Linked DNA regions of Mus musculus: region 1 is linked to region 2. The links are chromatin loops, found by intact Hi-C in ENCODE. Cell type or tissue: left cerebral cortex. All regions are shown on one strand. Links, peaks and the distances in the headings refer to the core of each region. The heading gives the core; the rest is flanking DNA. Region 1 overlaps Cttnbp2 (cortactin binding protein 2). Region 2 has its middle 27 kb from the start of Asz1.

What was found. Peaks named below come from ENCODE experiments on the same cell type or tissue, not always from the same donor. Only the 100,000 strongest peaks of a DNase experiment are listed, where the experiment ranks them.
Region 1: it touches region 2 in a loop (8-fold over the local background); 8 of 42 quality-filtered maps call a loop at or near these places.

What each region holds. Positions count from the first base shown.
Region 1 is chr6:18,368,971-18,379,310 of GRCm38, reverse strand. It overlaps Cttnbp2 (cortactin binding protein 2), which reads left to right. Exons shown (of 23, transcript NM_080285.2): 20 at 881-944; 21 at 3,242-3,374; 22 at 4,689-4,787. Among named protein-coding and RNA genes, the nearest start is that of Gm40356, 61 kb to the left of the region's middle. In left cerebral cortex, for the core only: a CTCF peak has its summit at 6,214 (motif pointing right); a DNase peak (open chromatin) is centred at 6,217.
Region 2 is chr6:18,130,959-18,141,298 of GRCm38, reverse strand. No RefSeq gene overlaps it. Among named protein-coding and RNA genes, the nearest start is that of Asz1, 27 kb to the right of the region's middle. In left cerebral cortex, for the core only: CTCF peaks have their summits at 4,036 (motif pointing left) and 5,873 (motif pointing left); no DNase peak of the experiment used is centred there.

The DNA of each region.
Region 1 (10,340 bases), core at 1,247-9,246, 240 kb before region 2:
AAGTGAAGAACTAGTGAAGTGGCCTTTGGGGACCTCCTTTTAATGGAACTATTTTAAATTCACTTTACTTTTCAAAAACTTTTTTTCCCTTGTGGCTGTGGCATTCAAAGTCAAGGCTCAGAGCACTTGAAGCAAGAACTATATCACTAAGTTACATTCCTGCCTAAGATCATTCTTCAGAGAACATTTGGGTCAGCAGCATTCACATAATTTCAGCCTTCATTCAGAAGTAGCTAAGTGTTTTAGTGAGTTTATGAAATTTGAAGTCATAGAAATATATCTTGAATCTAAAATGACTTAACATTGTTTCTTATACATCTCTGACTATAGTCTAGTAGGAAACACATTGTATCAGGACACATGATACAAATAAATGTTCTTATACAAGAATACATAGAGTCTGACATTTTCTGTTTTCTTAAGAGATCCATAATTTACAAATTGGAAAATATTAGCTTGATTTTTATTGTTCTTTATATACCATTCCTAATTTCTGAATAATAATAGTTTCTAAAAATTAAACTTTTACAAGTACATTGTTGGTGCTACATGCAACATAAGACTAACAGGTAACACATCAAAATGTGCACCTGATGGTGGATTATGCTCATGAAATGGCAGGTTCTAGTTCCCCTTTTGGTATTTTGGGGATAAAGACCTAAATATATCAATAGATCAAATACTGAGTGTATGGGCCATTTATAAAAAAACCAATGGCATTTATAAAAACCAATGGCAGGTTTCTTAAATTGAGCCCAGTGCTTCAGAGTCTAGAATCTAGGAAAAACACACACACACACTCACACACACACAAGCACTTATGAGTGCACAGGAATAATGGAACAATGAAATTCTATTGACCATGGCTGTTTCGCAACAGGTATGAGGAACAAGACTATACCACACCTGAATACTAACAGGAACTCCTCTCTGTCGAAGCAACAGTAAGTTCCCTTTCAAGTTTTATTTACATCACAGAAAACTTGAGTTTAATTATTAGCTAACTTTAATTAACACTTGAGTTTAATAATTAATTAGCTTTTTAAAGTATTTGGTATATTGTTAACATTATTTTGTGCAGCTTTTGCAATAATAATAATAATATGATTTTGGAGTAATAAATATCATAACCGAGACAACACATTAATACAAACTTTAGATGAAATCTTGTTAACTTCAATAAGCATAATGTAAAACCTATTTTGTTTTTAACTTGTTGAATAAATCTATAGAACTAGGGTTCACTTTTTGGGGGGGAGGGATTCAAGACAAGGAACTCACTCTGTAGACCAGGCTGGTCTGGAACTCAGAAATCCCCTTGCCTCTGCCTTTCAAGTGCTGGGATTAAAGGTGTGAGCCACCAGTGCCCAGCAGGGGTCACTTTTTTTTTTTTTTTTTTTTTTTTTTTTTTTTTTTTTGGTTTTTCAAGACAGGGTTTCTCTGTATAGCCCTGGCTGTCCTGGAGCTCACTTTGTAGACCAGGCTGGCCTTGAACTCAGAAATCCACCTGCCTCTGCCTCTGCCTCCCGAGTGCTGGGATTCACTTTTTAATCGAACTTTTTCATTTAACAATTCTGTAAGAAGGCTTACATTTGTGAACATTTAGACCAGTGGTTCTCAACCTGTGGGCCGCGACCCCTTTTGTAGGCTAACTTCATGGGCTTGCCTAAGACCATCTTTCATGTCAGAAACTTATATTACAATTCATATATTGCAAAATTACAGTTATGAAGTAGCAATGAAAGTAATTTTATGGTTGAAGTCACTACAATAGAAAGAACTATATTCAAGTGTCATAGCAGTGGGAAGGTTGTAAACCATTGACTTAGGCAATCCATCGATAGCTTTTTTTAACACTAGATTTACTGAACAGCATTGCTTATTTACCTATAAGTACTGTGTTTATAGTGATCATCTTAGGTATATTCCCCTTATAGTACTATTGATTATTTTAGCTACAAGTATTTTGGACTATAAAGAAACATGTCGCTAATTATAGGATAGAAATATTTGGATAGTTTGCAAATAAAATGCACACCATGTACCCTGATTATAGTGTTACAGAGAGAGGTAAATGAGATTGCATTTTATGTGACTTTCCATTAAGACCATCACATACCAAAGCTTGAGTAAGCTCCCCCCGCCCCCAACCCTAAGAAGTCATTCTAAGTTTCTTTTTCAATTGAGAGTACTTGGAAGCCTGTACTGCTAAGAGAAAAATAATTAGGCTAGTCTTAGCATGGCCAACTCAAGTTTATTATGAATTTTCATTCCAGTGTATTACACTGACACACGCTCCTCTCCCCACCCCAGCCCGCAAGCCCCCTGCTCATTACTTTAAAATTTTTTTTTATAATTTTTGGATACATTTACATTTCTCCCTTCTCTCCTTGTAAACCAATGGTTTTCAACCTTTGGGGTTACGTATCAGATATCCAGCATATCAGATATTTACATGATGATCAATAACAGTCAGAAGATACAGTTCTGAAGTGGTAACAAAATAATTTCATAATTGTGGATCACCCACAGCATGAGGGATCCTATTCAAAGGTCACAGCCTTAGGAAGGTTAATAACCACTGCTCTAAATCCTGCCACTCTCCTTTCCATCCTGTTCTCTCTTTTCTTTAGGATTCTTAACTATAACCTGCTCGGACTGTATAATGTTATTGTATGTATGTATGTATGTATCGCTATGTGTATGTATTCTTATGTATGTTTTACATTGGTACTGCTCTTCCCTGGAGAAAACTACTTCTCCCTCATTCAGCTTTCATTGAGTGCCAGGATTCTTTGTGTAGGACTCAGGCCTTGTGGGCTCTTCCCTGTCCATGCTGGCATGCTCACTGCTGTCATCCTTGTTCAGCGTTTGGACAGGCATATTGGCAAACCTCTATGGGTTGAACTTCACTTTGTCAGACCTAAGTGATAGAGAAAAGGGAGAAAGAAAGGAGATTGGAAATAGTCTACACCTACATAGCTTTCTTTGTGAAAAAAAGAACTGTTATCCTACTAAGAGTTTCTTGGCTGGAAGTTAATGACATCTTGAGAATACCACTTAGTATTCACATCTCTTGGTATAGGGCTGTTGTTGCACTGGATGACTTTATGAGTTACTTGGGAGGATATTGGAAACTCTTCTTCATCTCAAAGTTCAGAAGGTAGAGTGTCTAGAGTTCTCTATTTGATAACTGGTTTGTTCCCATTTTTGAAAAACTCTCCTCTGGCCTTTGTATTAGGTCCTTAGAGAATGATCTATCTGTGACATTGACTTTGGACCACAGACTCTCTTTGGGTTCAGATGATGAAGCAGATCTGGTCAAAGAACTCCAGAGTATGTGTTCCAGCAAATCTGAGTCTGATATAAGTAAGGTAAGCATTCCCCAGGTGCACGGTCATTGGCTCTGTCCAGTAGAGATGTGACTTTACAACAGGATGCTGGGAGCCACATCCTAAAATTCATCCTCTAAATGAAGTGTCTTATCAGGTATCATTGTTGATGCTATAGATCGAGTCATCCTTTGCTTTGCTCAGAAAGCTTTGCTTGGATTCATTTCTCCCAAGCCATTGGATAGTAATAGGGGCTTTGCTGTTCTCTGAAACACCTGAACTTAAAATTGTGTATTAATTGTATCAGCACAAATCAAGCCAGCATATCTATTTGAGCAGACTTTTGATTTGGGGAAGGTGTGTGTGTGTGTGTGTGTGTGTGTGTGTGTGTGTGATATGGGGGGGGGTAAAACCTGGGGTTTGCATGCTAGACAAGTGTTCTACCCCTGAGCTGCATCCCGTCTTCATGTTTTGATATAGATTCTCTCTACTATGTTAGCTTAGACAACCCTTGAACCCAGTGTCTGTCTCCGTAAGTAGCTTTATACAAAAGCCTAAGTTTGAGTTTTTCAGACACTATCATCGCCAATTTTAGTACATAAGCTATATATAGGTAAGATACAAGCTTCATAGAAGATCCTGAATCTATGAACCTGTTATAGACAGAGTTGCAGCAACATTCTTTACAAATAAGGAAAAGGGTGATCCCATATAATATGTATTGTCATGGTCTTTAAGCTGTGAAACTTGAGAACCAGATAGAGAAACCAGTTACCTGAAATCTCAAGGAAAACATTAATAGCATCAAGTTGAACCTGTTTTGGCACTCTTGTGTCTGCAGTACGTTTGTCCAAGCCTCCTCCATAAAAACTTTTACTTGAAAGGGAACAAAGATATAATGTAGTGTAGATCCAGTGACAGATTCAACGATTTCAGATGAACACTTAAACTCTCTAGGAAAAGTAAAAGTGGCTGCTTTATTCAACCTTACTGGAAATAAACTAAAATCCTTATCTACAGCAAAAATGAAATAATGACTCACATACTAATTTTTTTTGTCCTGACTCGCCAAGTAGATTCTTCTCCTTTTTTTTTTTTTTTAATCCTCTGCTTTCTATAAGAGATACCTTTTTAATAGACTTTTTGTCTTTGGTTTAAAAAATGTCGTTTGAGCAGGACAGTCTAGAGACATCTTCTCTAGAAGTTTTCCAAGTTAGGGAAGTGGGTGTCTGCCCTACTGTGGCTTCTCCGTCGAGGTGCTTGGCTCTGTTTCAGGCGAGCCACAGTGCATCAGTGGAGGATGGACTTGGTGGCTTGTGTCTTGGAGGATGGACTTGGTGGCTTGTGTCTTTTCAGATTGCTGATTCCAGGGATGACTTGAGGAAGTTTGATAGTTCAAGAACCAACCCTGGGACTTCAGCACCTCTTAACCTGAGGACACCAGTGCCACAGAAGGTAAATGTTTTTCTTTCCAAAAGGAGAGACAAAGGGCTTGTTGCGGAACTGACTTTTCAACTCTGTAATTTACACGGAGAGAAGAAATAGGAAAAAGTGTACAAATTAAGATTTTAAAATGTTCTGGTAATATGCTGATCTGACTTTTTCTTACCGTTTGATATTGTATTTCTAAATGTTGTGTCTATCTTAAAATCTTTGTCTCCATTTCTGTTTAACAAACAGCTTAAGATTTCTTGCCTTGGGTGCATCTTGAGTTAAATACTGCAGAGGCTGAATGGTAACATAAAGAGCTTAGACACTTACAAACTCTCATTTTCTTAGAGTTTTAGTGAGAGACCGTCTTTCAAAAAATCAAGTCAGAGAGGCAAACAGAAGGGCCAAGGTTTCTGTGGATTGTGTTAGCTCCCATAAGGGACAGAACAACTCGGTCTTCTGGGTGAACAGGAACCTTGGATAAAATCCTGCCCATCCACTGCTTTGTGAGGGTGTACAGGACCTAGAGGCACTTAGTAATACATGGTTTGTGTTCAATAAGCTCCATTGCGTCCCCCTTCCCTTCCTGTTCACATCTACCCCCACAATGGCTCACAAAGACCTGTGTGTGCAAGGAGAGGTGGGGCAGGTTTTAAAGTGGGCATGGTGTAACTATTAAATGACTAATCTTTAGCTGGTTAGCCTACAGTCCTGGGTCCACAGCTTCTGCTGCTGTGGTTCATTAGTTCTGGTTAGTGGTATCTGTATTGAAAGGAAGGAAGTGGGCTAAAGGCCCTAATAAGATACAGAACATGCTATAAAGACCTCTCTGCCTGCCAGGAGCATTTGGTTTGAAAATATTTTGTTTAGAGTTTGTCTTTCTGCCATATTTAAGTCCTTAATTCACTGTCCATGTGTGACAGTTTCTCTGAGCTTTGGTTGGTCCCCTAGAACCACTCTTTAGGATTCATTGTATGGCATAGAGAAATAGGCCCAGAACATCTCAAGAAATGGAATAATGAGCACTACTGAACAATTTCCCCCTAGTACCAAGTCATTTCTTATATGACTATATTGTTGTCTGTTCACTATAGAAATGGCTCAGTGGTAGAGTGCAGTCCTTTCTTAGCACAGATAAATCTTTGGGTTCAAATTCTGACACTGAAAAAAAATGTTAGACAATGTTGCTTTTTGTTTAAATGTCTGATAGACAAACCTTATTTTTCTACTACAAGCCATTATCCATAAAAATATGGGGCTGAAAATAATGCAAGCTACGGGCAGAGACGAAGCTTTGTTTTAGAAGGGAGCTTGAGGTGTCCTTGATCTTGCCTGGCCTCTTAAGAACTCTGTGCAGGTGGCTGTGGGTTTTAAGAGAGCCGCATCCTGCTTTCTTCGGGGCAGTTCCCATCTAGAGGATGCTTTTCTCAGGAGCTGCCAGCAGAGGGCAGAATCCCCCAGCTGTCTGGAAGCTGGCAGAGTCCTTCCTTCTCTATCTTGTTTACAACGCACCTGGCATTTCTTGGTTCCACGCCCAGTTTCTCCTCTTATCAGGAAATAACTCCCTTCAGAGGTGAGAGCACTCTGGATTAACTGAAATTACTTTCTCCTTCATGGCCAGAAGGCATACTCCGTCAGGAACCTGCTCCTCCTGGCCCTGTGTAACTCTCTGACAGTGAAGGACTGTAACTATTTCTTAAGCAAAACAGCAAAACACGCAAATCATCAATATAAATGACAAATACTGTAAATGTTTTTCTATTTTCTAAATGACGTAAATTCAGACTAATCTTCATCTCTGGTGACATAATGTCACCAGAGACATCTACTTCAAGCTTTTTGGTAAATCTCCACTTCCTGAACTCTGCCCTCTAAATGTTCTGGTGTAATTAGACTAAGATACAGACAGGACTCTTGATCTCATGTGTAGCCAGGCATGATATCCAGTGCTCTAAGATATAGCTTTTGTCTTTTACTTTCTACATGCCTTCTTTATTCCCACATATATTTTCAGGGGCTGCTATTCTTTCATCTAACTTTTCCACTTGTGAATTGTATCCTCCCCACCTCCACTTTTCATTCCCTTCTCCTCTAACACCCCACCCCTGACACAGTCCTATCTGCTGGAAGCAACCTGTCTCTCCCTTTAGCATCAAGAGAGATCGTCATATCTTTTTTTAAAATTTTTTATTAGGTATCTTCCTCATTTACATTTCAAATGCTATCCCAAAAGTCCCCCATACCCACCCCCCCACTCCCCTACCCACCCACTCCCCCTTTTTGGCCCTGGCGTTCCCCTGTACTGGGGCATATAAAGTTTGCAAGCCCAATGGGCCTCTCTTTCCAGTGATAGCCGACTAGGCCATCTTTTGATACATATGCAGCTAAAGACAAGAGCTCCGGGGTACTGGTTAGTTCATATTGTTGTCCCACCTATAGGATTGCAGTTCCCTTTAGCTCCTTGGGTACTTTCTCTAGCTTCTCCATTAGAGGCCCTGTGATCCATCCAATAGCTGACTGTGAAGCTTAGAGAAAATGCTTAATATTGCACGAAGGGCTCGCTCAGATTTAAAAATGGTTTGTTTGGGCTACATACTTAAAACAACTTTATGAAAATAAATTAAAGTTTTCGTTAGAGGATTGTACTGAGACCTTGGGAGCTTTAGGGCAAAAAGGTTTAAACAGTCCTTAAGGCTCCTATTTGGGGATCTTTGGGAAAGATACCCTAAAATGATGCTTGGCTGCCAGAGTGCTGGGAACATCATTCCTTCACTCCCTGTAAGCATGTTTTCCGATTTGCATACTCAGACTTTGAATTTCTGTGACTACACTAAGCCCAAGTCAGCTTCCACGTACTTAGCCCCTCCTGATAACTCCAGAATCTCACTCAGGCTGGACTCCCCAAACATATTCTAGCTGTTAGAATTTTTAGTAAATTATGTAGTCATTCTGCTTGTCTTTGTGATACAGATCAAAGGACAGAATTAAAAATAATACACTACAGAGCTGGACAGATGGCTCAGCAGTTAAGGGTACTGACTGATATTCCAGGGGACCAGGTTTCAAGTTTTAGTAGTCACATGGCAGCTTACAAGTATCTGTAGCTCGAGGATCATCCCACACCCTTACACAGATATACACACAAGTAAAGCACCAATGTATACCCCCCCAAAAAAAAACCCACCACCACATTATCTCCTTTCCCATTTGGTGTCTTGGTATTAACCCTGTATTTTATCAGAGATAATGCATCAAAAATGGTGACATTCCCATTTACATTCTATATTATAGGTAGGTACTGTGATTGATATATTTTTTAAACATGATCCCCCTGGCTTTTGTTATGCCAGGGAGCAAATTCAGGCCCTTTCCCATGCTAGACAGTGGTGTACCACTAAATAACATATACGATCTACTGTATTTTAGACCACATTATCACATAGGCCAGTCCCCAACGTATAATCATCTCAGCTTCACTGACTTCAGCATCAACATAGAAACACACCTCTGTTGTGTCTATAAGAGTGATTCTAGGAAGGTTTAACTGAAGAGAAGAGACACACATAGGAGGTGGATGGCTCCCATCCCCCATAGATGGAAGACCTGGCCCGTAACACAGAAAAGTGGAGTATGATACATAGTCGCTACCCATCACTCTCTACTTCCTAACTTCTTTACAGCAGCCTTTCCCACCTAACTCTGCATCCCTTCAACTCTGAGCCATACGAATCCTTCCTCCCCACAGCTGCTTGGAAGCCATCACAACAATCAGCAGAGTAACTAATGTACCTTAGTAGGGCAATGATTAGGTCCCACGATGTTCCGTTATGGTGTCCTGAATGTGATTTCACAGTTAAGTATCAGGTCAGGATTCTCGATATCTAGTACCCACCAAGCTGGACTGTATTAGTTCTCTTTTGTGTGATGCTGACCAAATCCCTAGCCAGAACAATGTAGGGGAGGAAATATTTATCTCATGCTTTCAGGGGTTTTAGTTCAAGATCTTTTGGCTCATGTATGCAAGCAGAACATCATGGCTGAGGGAGTATGTGGCTGAGGAGAGCTCTGTGCTTCCTATGTAAGCAGAAAGGAAGGAGACAGACAGAAGGATGGACAAGGATCTCCAAGGACCCACCCCTGGGGACCCACTTTTTCCTGCCTAAACCCGACTCCTTGAGTTTTCTAGAAATGTCCAAAACAGTACTAGGACCCAAGCATCCAGTTCGTAGGTTTTTAGAAGGACATCTCATACTTAAACAGTATTAGTACTTGGGTCTCTCAACTTGTTAGCATCATCAACAGTTTTGTTTTTGTTTTTTTTTTTTTTTCAAAGAAAACCAAGCATGCTAAGATGATTGTGGTTTTCTTTCATTTTCTTCACCGATACCATGCTGTGATGCAGTGGAGCATGAACTGGTGTGGGTATAGCTTAACCCTCTTCCCAGGTTCCCTTGCAGTTTGCTGGTGTGAAAAAGCAAACCTGGCTGAAGGAAAGCGCTCCCTCTCCCAGGCCACAAGTTTGCAGCCCAGCCTTCTTTCCCCTACAGATGCTTGTGTTCTGGACCTCATATTGCCCCATCACTGCCTTTTACTCATTAGGAAAGTGTTGAAAGCCCAGACAAGGGTAGATCAGAGTTGCTCGCAGCTGACTGAGAGGTTTCGCAATAGCTGGGTCTAAAGCTTGGGCAGCCATGGGTTCCACTTCAGTGATCTAGGGGTGGCTCAGTGGTTATATGGAGAGCTTATCAGGACTTTAATAGAGCATCATAAGTGGAAAGGGACGAAGATTTGAGGTAGACTTTTAAAAGGCCTTTGGTGACATATTTAGGACATACCTAGGAATTTGGGACTTCTGAAGTCAATGAGAAATTTTATCTCCACCCCCCACCCCCACCCCCACCACCCATGCATTTTGTTCCTCCACCAGTACTGCCATAATTTCATAATTGTCTACTGATTTTGCAGGCAACATTACCTTAGGTAGAAGATGAAAGCAGATATTAGAGATAACTGGTGACCCTGTGCTCAGTTGAAAGGACAGTATTAACTTGTAATGTGCCAAAGGAGATGCCTTAGAAAGATTAAATTAAAAATGCAGGTAGAGGAGCAATGCTAATTGTGGTGATTGGTGGGTCTACACCGCAGTCCTCAAGCATAACTGAGAGCTAAAGGTGTAAGCTAATTAACTGGCGACAATCACAACAGAATGGGCCCTAAAGTCTCCAACTGTGTGAACAGAAAAGGCTTGGATCAGTGCCACCACTGAGTAGCTCAATGCAAAAAAAAAAAAAAAAAAAAAAAAAAAAAAAGTATCTTGAAGAGTTGAGGTAAGGTTTTAAGTTTGGCTGCACTTTACACATGTGGGAGATATTTGAAAGCCATCTATCTACCCATGCCCCACCCAAGACAATTAAGTCTGAGTCTTGGGAGACCCAGCTGTCAGCGCTGCCCAAACTGATTCCAGCATTAGAGCTAGCATCTCTTGTGACTTCAACCTTTCAAGAAGATACAACAGACAGTTTAAGGCAAACTGTTGCCTTCCTCTCCAAGATGTCTTTATTTGACGAGTTAAACTTG
Region 2 (10,340 bases), core at 1,003-9,002:
CATTTGTTAACTTTGACATTTAGATACATAATTTTGTGACCTGAATTTCTTTCTTCTGAAGGCCTGGAAAATGCTAATAGTTTTGGCTTTTCCAAATGTCTGTGCCTCCTGCAGGGCACACGATGCTCTCTGGGAACAAGACTTAGTCTTTGTTCTCTGGGAGCTTATAGTAGCATAGAAAGAGAAACAAATATATAAATAAAGCTATTGACAGATAAAACAGGATGAAATCTATTCTCAACATATAAATGTCCATGAGAAAGAATCAGTGATATCTAAGATCAATCCCATCTAAGAATTAGGATGTCTAGCACAGAGCCGCTGAGGCAGCACCCTTGGCGGGCCGCAGACAGCCGGCCACCGTCCGGACCAGAGGACAGGTGTCCCCCTGGCTTGGGAGGCGGCCTTAGCCGCAGCAGCAGTGGTCGCCATCTTGGTTCCAGGACTCCCTGGAACTTAGGAATTTAGTCTGCACAGGTGAGAGTCTGCACCACAGAAGCTGACAGCTTCTGGGAACTGCCAAAGCAACACAGCTTCTGAGAGAGGCCCTGTTTTGGGCCTTCTTCTTCGACCAGGAGGAGGTCCAAAAACAAGATATCTGCGCACCTTCCCTGTAAGAGAGCTTGCCAGCAGAGAGTGCTCTGAGCACTGAAACTCAGAGGAGAGAATCTGTCTCCCAGGTCTGCTGAGAGACGGTAACAGAATCACCAGAAGAACAATCTCTAAACAGAGTCAACTATAACTACTAACTCCAGAGATTACGAGATGGCGAAAGGTAAACGTAGGAATCCTACTAACAGGAACCAAGACCACTCACCATCATCAGAACCCAGCACTCCCACTTCGCCCAGCCCGGGGCACCCCAACACACCCGAGAACCTAGAACTAGATTTAAAAGCATATCTCATGATGATGGTAGAGGACATCAAGAAGGACTTTAATAAATCACTTAAAGAAATACAGGAGAACACTGCTAAAGAGTTACAAGTCCTTAAAGAAAAACAGGAAAACACAATCAAACAGGTAGAAGTCCTTACAGAAAAAGAGGAAAAAACATACAAACAGGTGATGGAAATGAACAAAACCATACTAGACCTAAAAAGGGAAGTAGACACAATAAAGAAAACTCAAAGTGAGGCAACACTGGAGATAGAAACCCTAGGAAAGAAATCTGGAACCATAGATTTGAGCATCAGCAACAGAATACAAGAGATGGAAGAGAGAATCTCAGGTGCAGAAGATTCCATAGAGAACATCGGCACAACAATCAAAGAAAATGGAAAATGCAAAAAGATCCTAACTCAAAATATCCAGGAAATCCAGGACACAATGAGAAGACCAAACCTACGGATAATAGGAGTGGATGAGAATGAAGATTTTCAACTCAAAGGACCAGCAAACATCTTCAACAAAATTATTGAAGAAAACTTCCCAAATATAAAGAAAGAGATACCTATGAACATACAAGAAGCCTACAGAACTCCAAATAGACTGGACCAGAAAAGAAATTCCTCCCGACACATAATAATCAGAACAACAAATGCACTAAATAAAGATAGAATACTAAAAGCAGTAAGGGAAAAAGGTCAAGTAACATACAAAGGCAAGCCTATCAGAATTACACCAGATTTTTCACCAGAGACTATGAAAGCCAGAAGAGCCTGGACAGATGTTATACAGACACTAAGAGAACACAAATTCCAGCCCAGGCTACTATACCCAGCCAAACTCTCAATTACCATAGATGGAGAAACCAAAGTATTCCACGACAAAACCAAATTCACACATTATCTCTCCACGAATCCAGCCCTTCAAAGGTTAGTAACAGAAAAAAACCAATACAAGAATGGGAACAATGCCCTAGAAAAAACAAGAAGGTAATCCCTCAACAAACCTAAAAGAAGACAGCCACAAGAACAGAATGCCAACTTTAACAACAAAAATAACAGTAAGCAACAATTACTTTTCCTTAATATCTCTTAACATCAATGGTCTCAACTCCCCAATAAAAAGACATAGACTAACAAACTGGCTACACAAACAAGACCCAACATTTTGCTGTTTACAGGAGACACATCTCAGAGAAAAAGATAGACACTACCTCAGAATAAAAGGCTGGAAAACAATTTTCCAAGCAAATGGTATGAAGAAACAAGCTGGAGTAGCCATCCTAATATCTGATAAGATTGACTTCCAACCCAAAGTCATCAAAAAAGACAAGGAGGGGCACTTCGTTCTCATCAAAGGTAAAATCCTCCAAGAGAACTCAAGAAGGTGGACTTCAGAAAATCAAATAACCCTATTAAAAAATGGGGCTCAGAACTGAACAAAGAATTCTCACCTGAGGAATACCGAATGGCAGAGAAGCACCTGAAAAAATGTTCAACATCCTTAATCATCAGGGAAATGCAAATCAAAACAACCATGAGATTCCACCTCACACCAGTCAGAATGTCTAAGATGAAAAATTCAGGTGACAGCAGATGCTGGCGAGGATGTGGAGAAAGAGGAACACTCCTCCATTGTTGGTGGGATTGCAGGCTTGTACAACCACTCTGGAAATCCGTCTGGCAGTTCCTCAGAAAATTGGACATAGTACTACCGGAGGATCCAGCAATACCTCTCCTGGGCATATATCCAGAAGATGCCCCAACTGGTAAGAAGGACACATGCTCCACTATGTTCATAGCAGCCTTATTTATAATAGCCAGAAGCTGGAAAGAACCCAGATGCCCCTCAACAGAGGAATGGATACAGAAAATGTGGTACATCTACACAATGGAGTACTACTCAGCTATTAAAAAGAATGAATTTATGAAATTCCTAGCCAAATGGATGGACCTGGAGGGCATCATCCTGAGTGAGGTAACACATTCACAAAGGAACTCACACAATATGTACTCACTGATAAGTGGATATTAGCCCAAAACCTAGGATACCCAAGATATAAGATACAATTTCCAAACACATGAAACTCAAGAAAAATGAAGACTGAAGTGTGGACACTATGCCCCTTCTTAGAAGTGGGAACAAAACACCCTTGGAAGGAGTTACAGAGACAAAGTTTGGAGCTGAGATGAAAGGATGGACCATGTAGAGACTGCCATATCCAGGGATCCACCCCATAATCAGCATCCAAACGCTGTCACCATTGCATACACTAGCAAGATTTTATCGAAAGGACCCAGATGTAGCTGTCTCTTGTGAGACTATGCCGGGGCCTAGCAAACACAGAAGTGGATGCTCACAGTCAGCTAATGGATGGATCACAGGGCTCCCAATGGAGGAGCTAGAGAAAGTACCCAAGGAGCTAAAGGGATCTGCAACCCTATAGGTGGATCAACATTATGAACTAACCAGTACCCCGGAGCTCTTGACTCTAGCTGCATATATATCAAAAGATGGCCTAGTCGGCCATCACTGGAAAGAGAGGCCCATTGGACACGCAAACTTTATATGCCCCAGAACAGGGGAACGCCAGGGCCAAAAAGGGGGAGTGGGCGGGTAGGGGAGTGGGGGTGGGTAGGTATGGGGGACTTTTGGTATAGCATTGGAAATGTAAATGAGCTAAATACCTAATAAAAAATGGAAAGAAAAAAAAAAGAAAAGACACTATCAAAATTGAATCTTAAAATCAAGGGCCACTGGAAGACAAGATAACTTTGAAGTTTATGGGCAAAGAGGAGCAGTCTTTATGAAGAGGGATAGAGACGGTGAAGGAGGAGTGGTTATAGAAAAAACAGACTTGAACTGTGTTCTTCAGAATGACACCTGCCAAGATAAGGTAGCCCATACCTATTAAGGCTGCTAAGGAAGTCAGGTAAAGCTCCTAGCTTTCTGATGAGGCCAAATCTGGATAAAGTCACCTTAAATAGAAACATAATCCAAATAAAGAATGCACATTTAAGGGGCTGGAGAGATGGCTCCCCGGTTAAGAGCACTGGCAGCTTTTCTAGAGGTCCTGGGTTCAATTCCCAGCAACCACATGGTAGCTTACAACCATCTGTAATGTGATCTGATGCCCCCTTCTGGTGTGTCTGAAAACAACTACAGTATAATTATACACATAAAACAAATAAAATATTTTTTAAATGTACATTTAATACACCTAAGTTGCTAGACATCATAGTTTAGCAACAGAATTTACTTTAAAGTATCAATTGGGTACCTGGCACAAAGGGAGCCTTTCTGCATATTAACAGAATAAGCAAGTCAAACTTCAAAATGCTTTCTCTTGAATAGCAAGCGCCCTTTTGTATCATCATAAACTCAAAAATCTGAAAATAAAAACATAAAAAGTTTGCAACTGTCTTCCTAGGGCTTAGAGCAAGGAAATAAAATCATGTTGTATTTTAAGAAAGGTAAAACTGGACTAAACAGGCTCACCCACAAAGTACAACAGGAAGAAATAGTTCAGAGAAATTACACATGGGCCCGAAGCTCTATCACTCTGTCTGACCAAGATTTCCTGTTCACCCAGTCTTCAAGATCCCTCCTCAAGTTCACACCTGTGTCCCGAGCTATATAAGCTCATCTTCAGTATATGCCATGGGGAGACGTATTTCCGGTCAATAATTAAAAATTCTCTTTTAAGAGCAAGAGGCTTTTTCAACAAAGGTAAAAAATTTTTTTCTCATCCAGCTTGTTTCTCTTATTTTAAAAATATCTTATACTAGCACATTTAAGTTACACATCAGAAATCCAACCCCAGTTTACTGTACCAGGAAGCATTTATTCTAAGAGAACTAAATGATAGGCTAATTTCTCCTACTGCTCAATACATACAGTGAAGTTCATGACTCACCTAAGCTAAATGTATTCTTTTCTTATTGAATACAAGAAGAATAGAATTAGCAACTCTAAGAATGCTTTCTAGTTTTTCCTCCTATTAAAGAATGAATTCTCAGCTACATTTCGTATGACTTTAGTTCAATAAATGGACTCACCTAAAATATCTGACTTTGTCATAGTAACTAAAACAAAGCACCTGCTATCCAGCTGTGATTCTGTAAGTAACTTTTTGTCCTTTAAAAAGAAGAGTCTTAAAGATAAAATTCTCAGTAAGAAAGGAAAGCAGATACTCACAGTAGGTAGAATGAGCAGAATAAAAATTTATCCTCCCAGGAATAGAGAAAATATAGCATTTTCTCTAATCCCAAACAGTAGCATCTCATTTACACCAAAAAAAAAAAAAAATAGAAGAAAAAAAAGCAAAAATCCACGTTGTACCTTCACCTATGATTGAAAATGTTTACTTGAAAGCTAAGCTGATCTGTTGGATGACGTAGGTAATTGTACCACCTAATGTTCAGGAAACGATGTCTTATTGTTGATGAAACAACCTTAATGTTGCAAGAGAAAACATTTTACTATATCCCTACAACAGTACTTAAGCCTTCCTGTGGAGCACTTATTGCCAAAAAGAAAAGATAATTGATTGTGTGTCATTTGAGTTACTTTCAATTATTTTTAAGATATGTAGTACTCAAACTACAAAAATAGCTAATGGCTTTATTAAAACAGAAGAAAAGAGTCATATAAATCTATCCATAAGTGAATTCAAAATCATGGAAGAAAGACGTTTAACTCTGCTCAAAGTAGGAAGGGGTATTTCACCACATCACTTCAAAATATAAAGAATATTTAGACTTTTAAAATTAGTGATTTGTAAACAATTGAAAATTAAAAGTACTAATTTTATTAGATACCTTAGTCAAGTTAGATACCTGTGTAAGAAACTAAATCTTATTATTAGGCTGTTTTTAAAAGAGAAAGCCAACTAACTCACTTTATATATGACTTGGAGAGAAGTATTAACCACTTGAAACTGAGGCCAATTTCTTGTCATTTCTTTTCTCTGTCTTATCTGCCCTCTGCTGGTTAAAAAAAAGAAGAAAGGAAGAAAAGAGAAAAGTTAAAATGCTTAGACGGCATACTGGAAAGAAGTATAACTTAAACAGGAAAGTTTAGTGTTATGAAATTTTCATTAGGCTAGACTAAATTGGAATACTTCATTTCCTGATGGAAGAACTGTTCAGATGGAAGCATATTGCTTATGGGTTAAGATTGGGATGAAAATAAAAACTATACTAAAGTATGTCACTTTCTAATATAGATCAGATTAAATGGCCACATTAAAATAAGAACTGAATCATCTAAAATGAACACATGAGAAGAAATACTTTCCCAGTTTCTACTCTTGCAACAACAGCCATCTTGAATGAGTGCACTGTGTGCACGAATACTACACTAAAACTCAGCAAATATCACAAACACAGCACAACACTAATTTCTACTAGCAACTGGCTCATGGATCAGCTTAGTTCTCATTCTCCACAAGAAGTAAGAGCTATAATTCTTTTTCTAAGGGAGGAAGATTAAGGAATGACCATGTCTTAACATTTCAGAAATCCTCAACACTAACTTTGTGGAGTGCAGCATCTTTAATTTGTGGAATTCCAACATTTTTAAATTGTGCTATGAGGTCCAGAAAAATTACTAGCCAAATGGTATAGTAAACTTCTTATGTTTTAGACCCAAAATTTCATTAGTATTTGGTTTTGTTTTTAAAGTACTTGCCATTTAATACACGTACAGAAAAGTACGCGAATCATTTCCATGTAACTATCATCAGATTCATAAGTCTATTGTACCAGTTCTACAGCCCACTTCCTGTCGCCTCTTCATCAGTTGTCCCCAAGGAACTATGTGACATGTGCACTCAGCTGTCATTCACTCTTAGTGTCTGCCTTCTTTAATTCAGTTGTGTTTGTAGGACTCATGCAAGTTATTACATATAGAATTAGTAATTTAAGTTCTTCCTTAAAAACTTTATTTTTAAATAACAGGGATGGGAAATCTGTTCATATATGTGAGTTCAGGTGGCCTCCGAGGCCAGAAGAGAGTTCTTGATCCCTTGGAGCCAGAATTACAGGCTGTTGTGAGTCACCTGACGTCATTGCTGGGGACGAAAGTTAGTTCTTCTGCAAGAGCAGTCAGCATTTTTAGCCACTGGACAGATATATGAAAAACTACAGCTGCCCATCAGCTTAGATGGTTAGAATATTAGGTCAGTCTCCTACAGAACCTTTATTTTCCTCTAAATAAGTTATAACAGCAACATTTTATTAGAAAGTACCTATACTTTTTGTTTCTATGACCTAATGCCTCTTAATTATGTTTACATTATATTATTCTTTTGAAAGTTTTTCAGGAAAGACTATCACTGGTCATATTCTAAGACTTATCAAACAACGGCTTCTTTTTTAACATTTTTTTTTATTTCTCACATTCCAGGTTTTATTCCCCACCCCCAACCCCATCCACCCTCTGACTGTTCCACGTCCCATACCTCCTCCCCACCCACCTGTCTCCACGCAGATGTCCCCAACCCCCCTCCCACCTGACCTCTAAACTCCCTGGGGCCTCCAGTCTCTTGAGGATTAGATGCATTGTCTCTGATTGAACCCAGACTTGGCAGTCGTCTGCTGTATGTGTGTGAGGGGGGCTCATATCAGCTGCTGTATGCTGCCTGGTTGTTGGTCCAGTGTTTGAGAGATCTTGTCTTGAGACTGCTGGTCCTCCTACAGGGTCGCCCTCCTCCTCAGCTTCTTCTAGCTTTTCTCTAATTCAACCACAGTGGTCAGAAGCTTCTGTCCATTGATTGCGTGCAAATATCTGCATCTGACCCTTTCAGCTGCTAAACTAGGGCTTCTTTAACCCACACAGAGCCTCCAGGGCTTAACTCTTACTTTCCTCTCCCAAAAGAAAATACTGTATATACATTCTTGAGAGTATGGCAACAGCAAAATCCTTCATTATGCCATAAAAGCTACCAAATTCTGATATATGATCCAATGGAAATTTCTCTTAAATCCTACTCATATATATACAAGAAAAAGCATCTTATGGTTCAACCTGTAGAGTAGGCATCTAGACTAGGGAAGAACAGAGATTTGCAGATGTTGAGAGAGAGGAAAAGAGTGGGGAGGTAATGGGTAAAGGATGCAGAGTTTTTTGTGAAGATGACAAAGTTCTGGAAATGCATGATGGTGATCATGCAACACTAAAAGTATTTAATGACACACAAATGGGCTTATTGGCATTGGAAGACCTAAAATGAAAAATAGTATGTTGTGTACATTTTACTACAGTGAAAGAATTTTAATATAAGGTCATGTGTGTGTGTGTGTGAGAGAGAGGGGGGGGGAGAGAGAGGGGGGAAAAGGGAGAGAGAGAGGGAGAGAGAGAGGGAGGGAGGGAGAGAAGGAGGGAGGGAGGGAGAGAGGGAGGGAGGGAGGGAGGGAGGGAGGGAGGGAGGGAGAGAGAGAATTCATTGTTGAGCAGGCTCTTTTACCAGTTTACATGAGTTTTCAGGTTGAAATTTATGTTGCCAAGCTTGTACAGCAAGCATCTTAAATTGCTGAGCCATCTTGTCAGCCCTCAGCTATAATTTTTTAACTTTCCAAAACTATGAAAGGATTATCATGACTGTTGGAATGACAATATACTTGCATTCTTTCTTCCAATGCATTTCACCCTATTTTTATACTTAGCTATACCAATGTTCAACTCTTTCAGTTCTCTCCCAACATCTTGGACTTTTAAAACTTCTTTTGGATTGAAAAGTTGTGATTATATTTTCATTAAAAAAGTCAAAAATAATTTTGGTTAAATTTTTTCAGACCCAGAAGTCACTTGTGTAATGTCATCAGCAACTTAGATACCACATATCAGTGTCTGAACCTTAAAGTTTTAAGTTTGGGTCTGGAGATGACACAGGGATTAGGAGCACTTGCTGTGCCTGCATAGGATGCAGATCAGCCCCCACCACTCACATGGCAGCTCACAATCTCTAACTCCAGATCCAGGGAGCTGACTCTCTTTTAGCCTCCATGGAGCCAAGCAGGCATGTAGTGCAAACAGACAAGCACCTGTCTACACAAAGTATTTCTAATTTAAAACAATAAAAATAATATTCACAAATATACTTCTTACTGAAAAAACAAGTATCACATTTTTCTTTTAAATAACTAACTATCCCAACTCTGTTACTTATTTCTCAAACAATTTCCAAATAAAATAAAAGTTTTTCTCCAGCCCTATAGTTCAATGTTTAAAACCACAGTCTATGTATCTGTGTGTTATGATGAGGGCAGGGGTGGAAAAAGGAGAATGGAGACTTTGTCAAGGGAAAATGTTAATAAGTTATATTTCCTTGTTCCTTTTTAAAACAACTATCTTTTTTTATCATTTGTTGAAATAAATTTGATTGGCTGGTATGACTTCCTATTTTATAAATCATATTATTCATTCCCACATAGATTGTGTTTATTTAAACATTCAACAATTACACCATTATGACTCTGTCTGCCATTCTTCTCTTGGAGTAAAAATGCACAATTCATAATTAACAAGGACCTTTACTGGAATTCTTTGTATTAGTCAACTGCACAGAAGTTATTTAGATTGATAAGATTCAGGTTTTAGTCATTTATTTGCAGAGTATTGATACATGCTTGGAAGAATTAAATATCACCTAGGCAGATAGAAATATTAAAAATCACAATTGAAATAAAAACTAATTCCTAGCCAGACATTCATTATTCTTATCTTTTGTTTCCTTCCTTCCTTTCTTTCCTCCTTTCTCTCTCTCTCTCTCTCTCTCTCTCTCTCTCTCTCTCTCTCTCTCTCTCTCTCTCTCTCCTTTCTTTTTTAACTTTTAAAGACAGGGGTTTTCCCATGTAGCTTTGATTAGCCTATTCTGGAACTCACACTGTAAACCAGGAGGGACTTGAACTCACAGAAATCCATTTGCTTCTCCCCCAGTGCTAGGATTAAAGGTGTGTACCAACACTGCCAAGCTCCAATATTCTTACCTGATTACTATATATTCTTAAAATCCTGAATGTATTGAAATATGTTCCACTACTCTATATTAGCAGAACTGTAATTCTCTAGAATGGATACAATATACACTTCTCCCTGAAATCTAGTTTGATGTTGTAGCTGTTGTGACCAAAAGTACTTACATTTTGTTTCATAATATAAATTTTATTAAAAATGAAAAAAATATTAAAAACCAATTCTATTTAGAGCAGCATGTTCATAAAGTTTAACTGAATGTGCTTCGGCAGTAATTTACCTGACTACAATAGCTCACCTATGCTTGGCCTAAAGCTACTCTCAGGGGAAAGGAAAAAACACAATAGCACTGAATTAAATCCTAAAATGCATTCGCCATGGCCAGTCACTCTTTCAAGTGACCTGTGGCACGTAAGGAGCCTTATCCTCAGTGAAGAGATGATTATACTCTCCTGGTTTCACAGAAGGCAGTATAC